2 separate regions of the Homo sapiens genome follow, and region 2 is linked to region 1. Evidence: chromatin contacts called from ENCODE POLR2A ChIA-PET data. All regions are on one chromosome and are shown on one strand. The core of a region is the stretch at or near the end of the contact, and the rest is flanking DNA. Distances in the headings are between cores, read along the strand shown. Region 1 overlaps ANKRD13A (ankyrin repeat domain 13A). Region 2 overlaps ATP2A2 (ATPase sarcoplasmic/endoplasmic reticulum Ca2+ transporting 2).

Region 1 (5,731 bases), core at 1,599-4,098:
TCTCTCATTTTTTGATGGTCACTTTTCCACTTTTTTCTAATCCGTTACTCAGAGCTTATGTGTGCAAATTAATACCCTGCCCTGATGAATTTTTGGCCTGCAGTATATACACTGTGGTTGCAGTTTGAATTTTTCCCTTTTCTGAAAGATTATGCTTTGCCCACCTCAAACAAAATATTCCCTGCCACCTTCATAGCCTTTCTCCTGATTGTGTAGCAACCACCAAGACACAGTGCCTGTGAAGTGGCCTTTGGTGTGGTCTCAGTGGAGACAGGCAGAGGTGAAAATGGCACGAGAGGGAAGCCAGGTGTTCTATCATCTTCGGATGCTTTTGCATGCAAAGTTACCAAGGGCCACAGAGTTATTAGGAAATTAAAATTTAAAACAGGGTATGAACATTGGGTTGAATAACTAAACTGCTTCCAAGAGTGGAAATGCTGAGCTGGGCGTGCTGGCTCACGCCTGTAATTCCAGCACTTTGGGAGGCTGAGGCGGGTGGATCACGAGGTCGGGAGATCGAGACCATCCTGGCTAACACGGTGAAACCCCATATCTACTAAAAATATAAAAAATTAGCCAGACGTGGTGGCGGGCGCCTGTAGTCCCAGCTACTTGGAAGGCTGAGGCAGGAGAATGGCGTGAACCCAGGAGGCGGAGCTTTCGGTGAGCTGAGATTGCACCACTGCACTCCAGCCTGGGTGACAGTGTAAGAGTCCATCTCAAAAAAAAAAAAAAAAAGAGTGCAAATGCTTAGGGCAGTAGAGGCAGGATTGCCGAAGGAGCAGAGGTAGCCCGGTGAGGAGCTTGGTGGTTCCTTGGGAGAAAAGCATAGCGCCGTCTTCCCAGCGTGCATGAAGGGTGAGGTGGAGCAGACGTAATCATCTTTCCATCCATCAGAAGAGTCTGTGCCAGAAAACAGTGACTTCCTGTGGCAAGACATCAAGTGACTTAAGCAAACAAGGAACTGAGGATTGAAGGAAAAAGGCTATCTCGATTTTCTGGTATTAATGATAAAAGGGGATTGTAGCTTATTAATCAGTTGAGTCTGGTTCCTTACCTTCTGCCCCTGTGACTGTTATCTTGTTTCTGAAGTGTCAGTTGGAGATAGCATTTGGTATAATACTTTTAGGATTCCTCTGTTTCCATCCACGGGTTGTGCTGTCCTAATTGTAGACAACTAGTAGGAAAATGGGAGCTCTGATCCCTCCTGTTCTGATGGGCTAAAATAGACACATAAACTCATTATACCATCTGGACTAATTTCATTGACCAAATCCCATTAGAAGAAAAGCAAACTATTTGGAAACAAAATGCTAATAACCGCATATGTTCTTTGTAACGTGGCTAACCTGCTGCTGTTCCCTGAGCTTCCTGCATGACATCCCAACCACTCAGTGGTCAGAGCAGAAGTCAGGCTGTTGCCGTAGCCAGGGCCAAGAGGAGCTGGGATGTGATGTCCTAGACAAAGGGTAGGGCTGGTCAGGGATCCCCTGTGAGAGGGAGCGTTTCCCAGGGCAAGCTGCTTTGAAAAAGAATCAGAGCCTCCTGGCTGCTTTTGGTTCCTAAATACATTTTTTTTCAGGAGTATGTTGAGTTGAATAACTGAGATTTTGGGCATATTACCAATGCTGCATCTGCCACTGGAATGCTGGGCTACTTTAAAAGGAGTTCCACAGAGATGGAATTAACAGCTGGGCTAAAAAAATCTGTTTTTCACATCCTTTGCCCTGCTGCACCAAACCTGCCCAAACATGTGACTCAGCTATTTTGCAGACCTAATGGCATCTCCAAGCAGCTCACCACAGTGATGAGTTCCTGGCCCACCTGCTCTTTTGTAAGGAGCAGGATGGTCTGTGCCTCATTGTTCTAAGAATTCCTCGAGTGAGATGTGGCTACTTGTGGAGATCCCACCATTGACATGCATGTCCCCAGTTAAGATGACCCAGATAAATGCTCTGACCTGGTTACCACCTTGTGGCAAGCCCTTGGATGCTGGTCATCTTCAGTCACTTCTTTGGGACTGCTGTCCAATAAATGTCACCACCTTTGTCCTCAATGCTGGCAGTTTTGTAAAGAAGCCAAGATTGGAGGCTTTCTATGCCTGGGGTGAGGCAAATTGATTAATAACTGTGGGAGGAGGGTGGAGGGTGCATAAGCCATCTGTCATTGCTAACCGCCTCCTGTGGACAATAGGACCATGATTTCCAAGTGTCCTTCACTAACTTAAGCTGGGGGGGAAAAAAACTATAAAGGCTACAGATATAAATCTGAATGGCATATTGTACATGTAGAAATTTGTGGTGTTCACTTTTTATCAGAACTAAATCCGGATTCTGGGGCTGGAGGACAGATAAAGCAGAAGTTGTTAATGGTTACGAAGCAAAGGTAAAAGGAAACTCTTAAAATAAGATTTAATATAGCTATTTAGCTTCTATGCAAATGAGGAATCTGTTCCCATTTTTTTCATGCATCTGTGCCATGGAGATGCTCTGGGGAATGAGAACTGTCTAATGTGTCTCTCACTTGGATGTTTGATTTTGTCTTATTTGACTTTCAGAAAATGGGATAGCATGCCCTGAGGAGGTCTGTAGCTATGCTAAAGAGAAACAATATGGTAGAGAAATGAGTACAGGTACCAGTTGTTCTGGTAGGAATGACAAGCTAGTCATTCCCTTAATTATTTAAAAAAAAAAAAGGAAGAGGAAGGATTAGACTTCACATGTGTTCAAATGTTGTGTAGTAGCTTTTGAGTCTCTTTTTTGTTAAATCAGCTTAATTGTAATCAGCAGGCGCACAGCCCATTTGCATGACATCAGTGCATTTAAAACATAGTTGTAATAGTGGAGACGATTGTTGATCCAGTCATCTGGCATTTTGTCAGCTGGAAAGCTGTTTCCTGGCCTTTCAGTCCCTCAGTACAACAGGGATTGATGGCTTTTGGTGTTGGAGCCCAGTGCTGCAGGGTCCTCTGGTGGCCTCTGAGTGAGCAAAGAAAGGCTTACGTCATGCTCAGCAAGATACATTTAGAAGCACTTGTCATAGTGCTGAGTGTGTTTTCTGCAGCTTTGAATGTTGGGGCTCCTCACGTGGCATATAGAGAGAATTCTTTGTTAACTGTTATGTTTGATTTTCTAGACCACCATATTCCCCAGTTATCCTTGATAACAGAGCATTTGCTCTGGCAGTTACAATAATTTTTGTCAGTGCACAGAATGCCTTTTAAATAGTGACTTGCTGGTTTTCTCTACAGCTCATAAGTCTATAGAGAACCTTGTGTTCATACCTTTCTCTTCTGCCCAGCAGATGGCTGTCTGAGTCATACTAGTATTACAAGACTACCAGCGGAGGCTGGGTGCAGTGGCTCACGCCTGTAATCCCAGCACTTTGGGAGGCCCAAGTAGGCAGATCACTTGAGGCCAGGATTTTGAGACCAGCCTGGCCAACATGGTGAAACCCCGTCTCTACTAAAAATACGAAAATTAACCAGTCATAGTAGCACATGCCTGTAATCCCAGCTACTCTGGAGGCTGAGGCACGAGAATCGCTTGAACCCAGGAGGCGGAGGCTGCAGTGAGCAGAGATCACGCCACTGCACTCCAGCCTGGGCAACAGAGGGAGACTCTGTCTCAAAAAAAAAAAAAAAAAAAATTACCAACAGAAGTACAGGATCCTGGTTTGGGTACCTTAGTTTAATAGAAACCCAGGTGGAAACCTAGATTGCAGGGCATTTGTTTGAGACTATTTAGCCACAGCAGGGCAAGCAGGAAGATGCAGCCTGTCACTGCTAACTCCTTAGTATTAAAACTGTCAAACATGGGAGGTAACTGCTGATGCATTTTTCAGTTGATAGTTTATATACTTTCTCTGAAGGATCCTAATGATAGTTAACCATTTCTCATTTTTATTTTGCTGGATTGTTTTCTGTTTTTTGCTTCAGCATTCTTGCTTTTGCTGTGCTTACTTTTGGAGTTTTGATTCCCTGTGTCACTGTTTTCTTTCGCATACACCTCTCAGGTTTACACAGTAAACAATGTGAATGTGATCACCAAAATACGCACAGAACATCTGACCGAGGAGGAAAAAAAGAGATATAAAGGTAATCACCACCACCCTCCCACCTCCTGTTTTGTTGTTATTTTTTAAGCCTAGAGGGAACTCTTTGTTGGCTCTGTTAAGTTTAGGGTTAATGTGATTGGGTTGTGTTAAGCCTAACCCTAACTTCTTCTCTCTCTCTCTCTTTTTTTTTTTTTTTGAGGCAAAGTCTCGCCCTGTCACCCAGGCTGGAGTGCAGTGGCACGACCTTGGCTCACTGCAACCTCTGCCTCCTGGGTTCAAGTGATTCTCCTGCCTCAGCCTCCTGAGTAGCTGGGATTACAAGCACCCACCACCACGCCCGGCTAATTTTTTGTATTTTCAGTAGAGACGGGGTTTCACCATGTTGGCCAGGCTGGTCTCGAACTCCTGACATCAGGTGATCCTCACCCACCTCGGCCTCCGAAAGTGCTGAGATTACAGGCGTGAGCCACCGTGCCTGGCCCCTAACTTCTTTTTTATAAAAATTTCTGGCCAGGCACGGTGGCTCATGCTTGTAATCCCAACACTTTGGGAGGCCAATGTGGGCGAGTCACCTGAGGTCGGGAATTCAAGACCAGCCTGACCAACATGGAGAAACCCCATCTGTGCTAAAAAAAAATACAAAATTAGCTGGGTGTGGTGGCCCATGGCTGTAATCCCAGCTACTCAGGAGGCTGAGGCAGGAGAATCACTTGAACCTGGCAGGCGGAGGTTTTGGTGAGCTGAGATCGTGCCATTGCACTCCAGCCTGGACAACAAGAGTGAAACTCCATCTCAAAAAAAAAAAAAAAATTTCCTGGCTGAGCACGGTGGCTCACACCTGTAATCCCAACACTTTGGGAGGCCAAGGTGGGCAGATCACTTGAGGCCAGGAGTTTGAGACCAGCCTGGCCAATATGGTGAAACCCTATCTTTACTAAAAATACAAAAATTAACCAGGCGTGGTGGCGCACTCCTGTAGTCTCAGCTACTGGGGAGGCTGAGGCAGGAGAATCGCTTGAACCCCAGAGGTGGAGGTTGCTGTGAGCCAAGATTGTCCCACTGCACTCCAGCCTGGGTGACAGAGCTAGACTCTGTCTCAAAAAAAAGAAAAAGGAAAGAAAATTTCCTTAGTCTGACTCATTCTTGGAGGTGTTTCCCCATAGTTGGCCTCAGCTGTAATTAAAGCTATTCGTGAGGGCTTGTTTATGTGTTATCAAGAACAATTGTTGAATTCAGCCAAAAAAGGAGATAAGGACATTTGAGAATATTTATCATTGGAATGAGTGATTTAGTCCAAACTATTGTGATGAAAGATTTAGACAGAACTTGGGGTCCAAGCAAAAACATTGCATGTGGTTGCCACATCCCAGCCCCATCCCAGCCCCACCAGTTCTATGGCCTTGTGAAATTACTTCTGCTCTGTGCCTTAGTTCCTCAGCAGTGAAATGCAGGTGATACCCAACCTTCCTTAGAGTTATTGAGAGGATTAGATGAGTTACGACGTGGAAGCCTTTAGAATGGCGCCTGCAGTATGTGGTAAGCATGCAGTAATTGTTCACCAGCACCACCACCACCATTGCCATTACTCCACTTTGACAGATGAGGGAACTGAGGCCCAGAACACATGGGTAGCGAGTGGCCAAGGTGGGGTTGGAATCCAGGTCTGGCTCACTCC
Region 2 (5,731 bases), core at 1,021-3,520, 290 kb after region 1:
AACTGCTTTTGAAGCAGTTGAGTAAAAGGCAGAGTTGTGAAATAGATGAGTGGATTCATATAAGAACCTGGATTATGATCCTAGTTCTGCATGACATTGGACTATGTACATTAACCTCTGCAGAATTAGGTAATTGGAGTACTGTTTCAAGGAGCTTTCTTGCTCTAAAAAGTGTGATTTAGATAGTATGGCCATGAGTCCATGTGGACTTTTTTTTGCTTTTAGAAAGCTGTTGGGGTTGGAATTGACTGGCTTTAAACATTTAGCAAACATTAAATGCTCTTTAACACAAAACAGAGTAGTCAGTCTGCTGTAGAGCAGAGGAGTTGGCATACTATCTTTGTGGGTTGGTTGGTTGGTTCGTTTGTTTATAGACATGAGGTCTCACTGTGTCACTCAGGCTGGTCTTGAACTCCTGGCCTCAAGTGATCCTCCTGCCTTAGCCTGTAATCCCAGGTCTTTGGGAGGCGGAGGCGGGTGGATCACAAGATCAGGAGTTCAAGACCAGCCTGGCCAAGATGGTGAAACCCCCGTCTCTACTAAAAATACAAAAATTAGCCGGGTGCAGTGGCAGGCACCCGTAACCCGTAATCCCAGCTACTCGGTAGGCCGAGGCAGGAGAATTACTTGAACCCAGGGGGCAGAGGTTGCAGTGAGCCAAGATCGCGCCACTGCACTCCAGCCTGGGGGACAGAGCGAGACTCCATCTCAAAAAAAAAAAAAAAAAAAAAAAAAAACGCTGGGATTATAAGTGTGAGCTATAGCGTCCAGCTAATATTTTGGGTTTTGTGGGCCACAACAATCTCTGTACCAAAGTCTTTTGTAAAATATGAAAAGAGAATTGTTTAAAAAAAAAAAAAAAAAGGTGTTGGCTGGGTGCAGTGGCTTATCCCTGCAATCCTAGCATTTTGGGAGGCCATGGCAGGAGGATCACTTGAGCCCAGGAGTTTGAGACCAGCCTGGGCAACATATTGAGACCTTGTCTTTACAAAAAAAGTTTTAAAAACTTGCATAGTGAGGCTGGGAGCCATGGCTCATGCCAGCACTTTGGGAGGCTGAGACGAGGTTCACTTGAGCTCAGGAGTTTGAGACCAGCCTGGGCAACATGGAAAGACCCCGTCTCTAAAAAAATAAAAAATGAAAATTTGCTGGGCATGTTGACGTGCTCCTGTAGTCCCTGCTTCTCGGGAGGCTGAGGTGGGAGGATCAGTTGAGCCTGGGAGGTCAGGGCTGCAGTGAGCTCAGATCGTGCCAGTATGCTCCAGCCTGGGTGACAGAGTGAGACAGAGTAAAACTCTGTCTCCCAAAAAAAGTTCGGGGGGTGGGGAGCCTTAAGATTTTGCACACTGCTTAGATCAATGTTTCTCTAACTTCATGTGTGCAGGAATTACCTGGGGATGTTGTTAAAATGTATGTTTTGATTGGTTCAGTCTGAAATGGGGCCTGATTATTCTGCATTTCTAATAAGCTCCCAGGTCAATAATTTGAGTAGCAAGGCTCTAGAGCAGATCTTAATCATTTCTAGATCACAGTCCCTTTGAGAATTAATGAAATTTATGGACTTTCTTCCCCAAAAACATATATTGAAAATCTTGTGTGCAACTTCAGGAGGTTCATTTGTCCTCCTCCTCAGAAAGTCCACCTCAGGATTCTAGCTATTTAGTTTTGAAAACTGAAGTACAGGCCGGGCATGGTGGCTCATGCCTGTAATCCCAGCAATTTAGGAGGCCAAGGCAGGCGGATCATTTGAGCCCAGGAGTTCGAGACCAGCCTGGCCAACACTGTGAAATCCCATCTTCACTAAAAATACAAAAATTACCCGGGTGTGGTGGTGGATGCCTGTAATCCTAGCTACTTGGGTGGCTGAGGCACGAGAATCGCCTAAACCCAGGAGATGGAAGCTGCAATGAGCCTAGATTGCACAACTGCATTCCACCCTGAGGGACAGAGCGAGACTCTGTTGCAAAAAAAAAAAAAAAAGAAAACAAAACAAAAAAGAAAAATTGCTTTAGTTGTTCTGTAAATCCTGGAAGCTATACCTCTGTTTCCAAAGCCAAGGTATAAATTATTACTCTAGAAAACGGATAAGCAGAAGAGCAAAATAGTCTAAAACAAAAATCAGCATAGAGAGTTTTTGAGTTTGAGAGCCCCTGAGCACTGTCAGAATAGCTAAGACATTAAGAACTGTGAGAAATGAGAGTTCTCCTCAACCATCAGACCATGATAGGCCAGTTGATCTTGAAGCCTGACCTGATTTCATGGGGCTGGCATTTCCTTCCTGATTTCCTGTAATCACCTCCTCTCTACTCCCCATGATTCAGTGGTAGTCACAGTACCAGGAAGTGCCAACCTTTTCATTCTTGCTACTGAGATGAAGATTTTGGAAAAAGGAGAAGAAACCATGTGGTTTGGGAACCACCTTTCCTTTTTTTTTTTTTTTTTTTTTTGATACGGAGTCGCTCTGTCGCCCAGGCTGGAGTGCAGTGGAATGATCTCGGCTCACTGCAAGCTCCGCCTCCTGGGTTCACGCCATTCTCCTGCCTCAGCCTCCCCGTTAGCTGTGACTACAGGCACCCACCACAATGTCCGGCTAATTTTTTGTATATTTTAGTAGAGATGGGGTTTCACCATGTTAGCCAGGCTGGTCTCAAACTCCTGACCTCAAGTGCTTCATCTGCCTTGGCCTCCCAAAGTGCTGGGATTACAGGTGTGAGCCACCGCTGCTGGCCATGGGAACCACCTTTCCTAAGCATTAACACCAAACCACCTAGATGGGCAGATTTAACTGTGACCAACTTTTATATTAAAAGATAATGGAACTTTTTTTTTTTTTTTTTTTTTTGAGACAAAGTCTCGGCTCTGTCACCCAGGCTGGAGAGCAGTGGTGCAATCTTGGACCACTGGAACCTCTGCCTCCTGGGTTCAAGCGATTCTTCTGCCTCAGCTTTCCCATTAGCTGGAATTACAGGTGTGCACCACCCCACCTGGCTATTTTGTATTTTTTTTTTAGTAGAGACGGGGTTTCACCATGTTGGCCAGGCTGGTCTTGAACTCCTGACCTCAAGAGATCCACCCACCGTCAGCCTCCCAAAGTGTTGGGATTACAGGCATGAGCCACTGTGCCCGGCCGATAATGGAACTTTTGAAAACCAAGGGCTTGGTGGCCGGGTACACTGGCTCATGCCTGTAATCCCAGCACTTTGGAGGCCGAGGCGGGCAGATCACCTGAGGTCAGGAGTTCGAGACTAGCCTGACCAACATGGAGAAACGCTGTCTCTACTAAAAATTCAAAATTAGCTGGGCATGGTAGCGCTTGCCTGTAATCCCAACTACTTGGGAGGCTGAGGCAAGAGAATCACTTGAACCCAGGAGGCAGAGTTTGTGCTGAGCTGATATCGTGCCATTGCACTCCAGCCTGGGCAGCAAGAGTGAAACTCTGTCTCAAAAAAAGAAAAAAAAAAAAAAAGTAAAACAAAGGGCTTGGCATTATCAGTGCCAGAAAAATACAAGATTGAGAGAATGGGGAAACAGGAGGGACATAAACTTGGTGGGAGTATACATTTGTATGCAAAAGTAAAAGATAACAGACGAAGATGTTAACCCTGTAACACCGTAAAAGGAAATGTTAGAAATAACTAGATAGCCATAAAAATAGAGGATGATTCATTTAGTTCATGGTATGGTTGTGAAATACTGTGGCCTTGAACAAGTACCTTTTAGTGTCTCATTTTCCTCATCTATAAACAGGGAGGGAGTAAAGATAATAGATCCCTCCTTAGAGTTGTGAAGATTGAATTAGTAACCTGTGAAGCTGTTCCAGCAGTACCTGGTCTAGAAATAATAGTCTCAAAATTTCATTGCTTATTATTACTATACAGCCACTTTTTAAAATGAGACAGGTATGTATAAATATAAAAGGTCTAATATTGTTTTAGTGAATGTTGTACATAAAGAGATGTCCAGAAAATCCAGAAGATACACTTTTTTTTTTTTTTTTTGGAAATGGAGTCTCGCTCTGTCGCCCAGGCTGGAGTGCAGTGGCATGATCTCAGCTCACTGCAAGCTCCGCCTCCTGGGTTCATGCCATTCTCCTGCCTCAGCCTCCCAAGTAGCTGGGACCACAGGCACCCGCCACCATGCCCGGCTAATTTTTTGTATTTTTAGTAGAGACGGGGTTTCACCATGTTAGCCAGGATGATCTCGTTCTCCTGACCTTGTGATCCGCCTGCCTCAGCCTTCCAGAGTGCTGGGATTACAGGCGTGAGCCATCGCGCCCGGCAATATACTGTTAACTGTATATATATCTGTTGAAAGAGGGGAAGAAGAATGGTGTTTGACCTTTTAAACGTGCATTTTTCTTTTGTGATAAAAATCTCTGTTGGTAGGTAGGCTGGAGTACTCTAACATTGCTTAGTGCATGGTTGCCTTTGCAACATCTAATGAATTGGTTACCTTTCTACCCCCATAACTCTAGTAACTGGAAACTTGCTTAATGATCAGTGTCATTTTTTTAGTCAGTTCATTATAAAATATTCCTTATGAGCTAAAATATATTTTGTCTGTTGTGTATGTTAGCTTTTTTAATTTGGAGCCACATAGAAATCTGATTTATCACCAGTTTAGATCTGAAGGGGAGCTTATGAAACCTTATTTTAGGGGATGAGAAGACTAAAACTCAGAGTTTGTAACTTATCCAGGAGCATGTGGCAGTTTGTGGCAGTACTAGGACTGTCAAATGTTAGCAGTATAGCGTATCCTAAAATTTTTATTTTTGGCCGGGTGCGGTGGCTCACGCCTGTAATCCCAGCACTTTGGGAGGCCTAGGTGGGTGGATCACTTGAGGTTGGGAGTTCGAGACCAGCCTGGCCAACGTGGTGAAACCCCATCTCTACTAAAAATACAAAACTTAGCCGGCCGCATCGGCACACGCCTGTAGTCCCAGGTATTTGGGAGGGAGGCAGGAGAATTGCTTGAACCCAGGAGGCGGGGGTTGCAGTGAGCTGAGATCACGCCACTGTGCTCCAGCCTGGGTGACAGAGCAAACAAACAAAATTAGCTTGGTGTGGTGGTGGGCACCTGTAATCCCAGCTACTCGGGAGGCTGAGGCAGGAAAATCGCCTGAACCTGGGAGGTGGAGGTTACAGTGAGCCGAGATCATGCCACTGCACTCCAGCCTGGGCAACAAAGCTAGTCTCCATCTCAAAAAGTAAAATAAAATAAAATGTTTATTTCCAAGTTAGTCTTAGCATTTGTTTCAAACGCTTTACCATCTTGGTAGTTCTCTTTGGTACCCAGATTGAATGCAGTTATGTAAATGGAGTCTGGTTGTCATTCTAGACATTTTTTGTCTTCTGACAGTCTATGGAAATTTCTTTGGCAGTCTTAATTACTCTACCAGCTAAAACTACAGTCTTTCTTAGGTGTTCTTCCCATCCCCCCATTCCTAAATTTCTAGACTTTTACTGGCATAGATTATTTTGGTTTTAGTCTAAACGTAGAATTTAAGCAACTACCATTATTGAACCTCATTTAGCTTAACCAAAGCTGTTATCTCTTTGGACCCTGATTTTTTATTGTTTCTAGCTTCGTGATGTTCTTCAACTTGGTAATTAGAAGTCTTTTGCTACATGTATACTAAAGGAAATATGTGTGCCAAATGCTTTATTCATTGACAGATATTTTATTTGACACCCACTGTGTGCCAGGTATAGTGGTAGGGCTAGGAAATCAG

The links. ChIA-PET counts read pairs that join two places held with the same protein, here RNA polymerase II (POLR2A).
Region 2: POLR2A ChIA-PET joins it to region 1 with 10 read pairs in AG04449. The contact joins two enhancer-like sites. POLR2A ChIA-PET finds 5 or more read pairs at or near these places in 2 of 52 experiments (AG04449 and GM12878).

The regions. Positions count from the first base shown.
Region 1 is chr12:110,021,728-110,027,458 of GRCh38, forward strand. ANKRD13A (ankyrin repeat domain 13A) reads left to right here. Exons shown (of 15, transcript NM_033121.2): 7 at 2,319-2,385; 8 at 4,015-4,096. Among named protein-coding and RNA genes, the nearest start is that of C12orf76, 24 kb to the right of the region's middle. RefSeq lists enhancers at 1,044-1,544, 3,207-3,276. Within about 2 kb of position 2,849, at least 13 of the 41 ENCODE cell types and tissues checked have a DNase peak (open chromatin) inside an H3K27ac peak, as active enhancers do.
Region 2 is chr12:110,310,886-110,316,616 of GRCh38, forward strand. The region is part of intron 5 of ATP2A2 (ATPase sarcoplasmic/endoplasmic reticulum Ca2+ transporting 2); the gene reads left to right. Among named protein-coding and RNA genes, the nearest start is that of ATP2A2, 33 kb to the left of the region's middle. RefSeq lists an enhancer at 3,748-3,827. Within about 2 kb of position 2,271, at least 14 of the 41 ENCODE cell types and tissues checked have a DNase peak (open chromatin) inside an H3K27ac peak, as active enhancers do.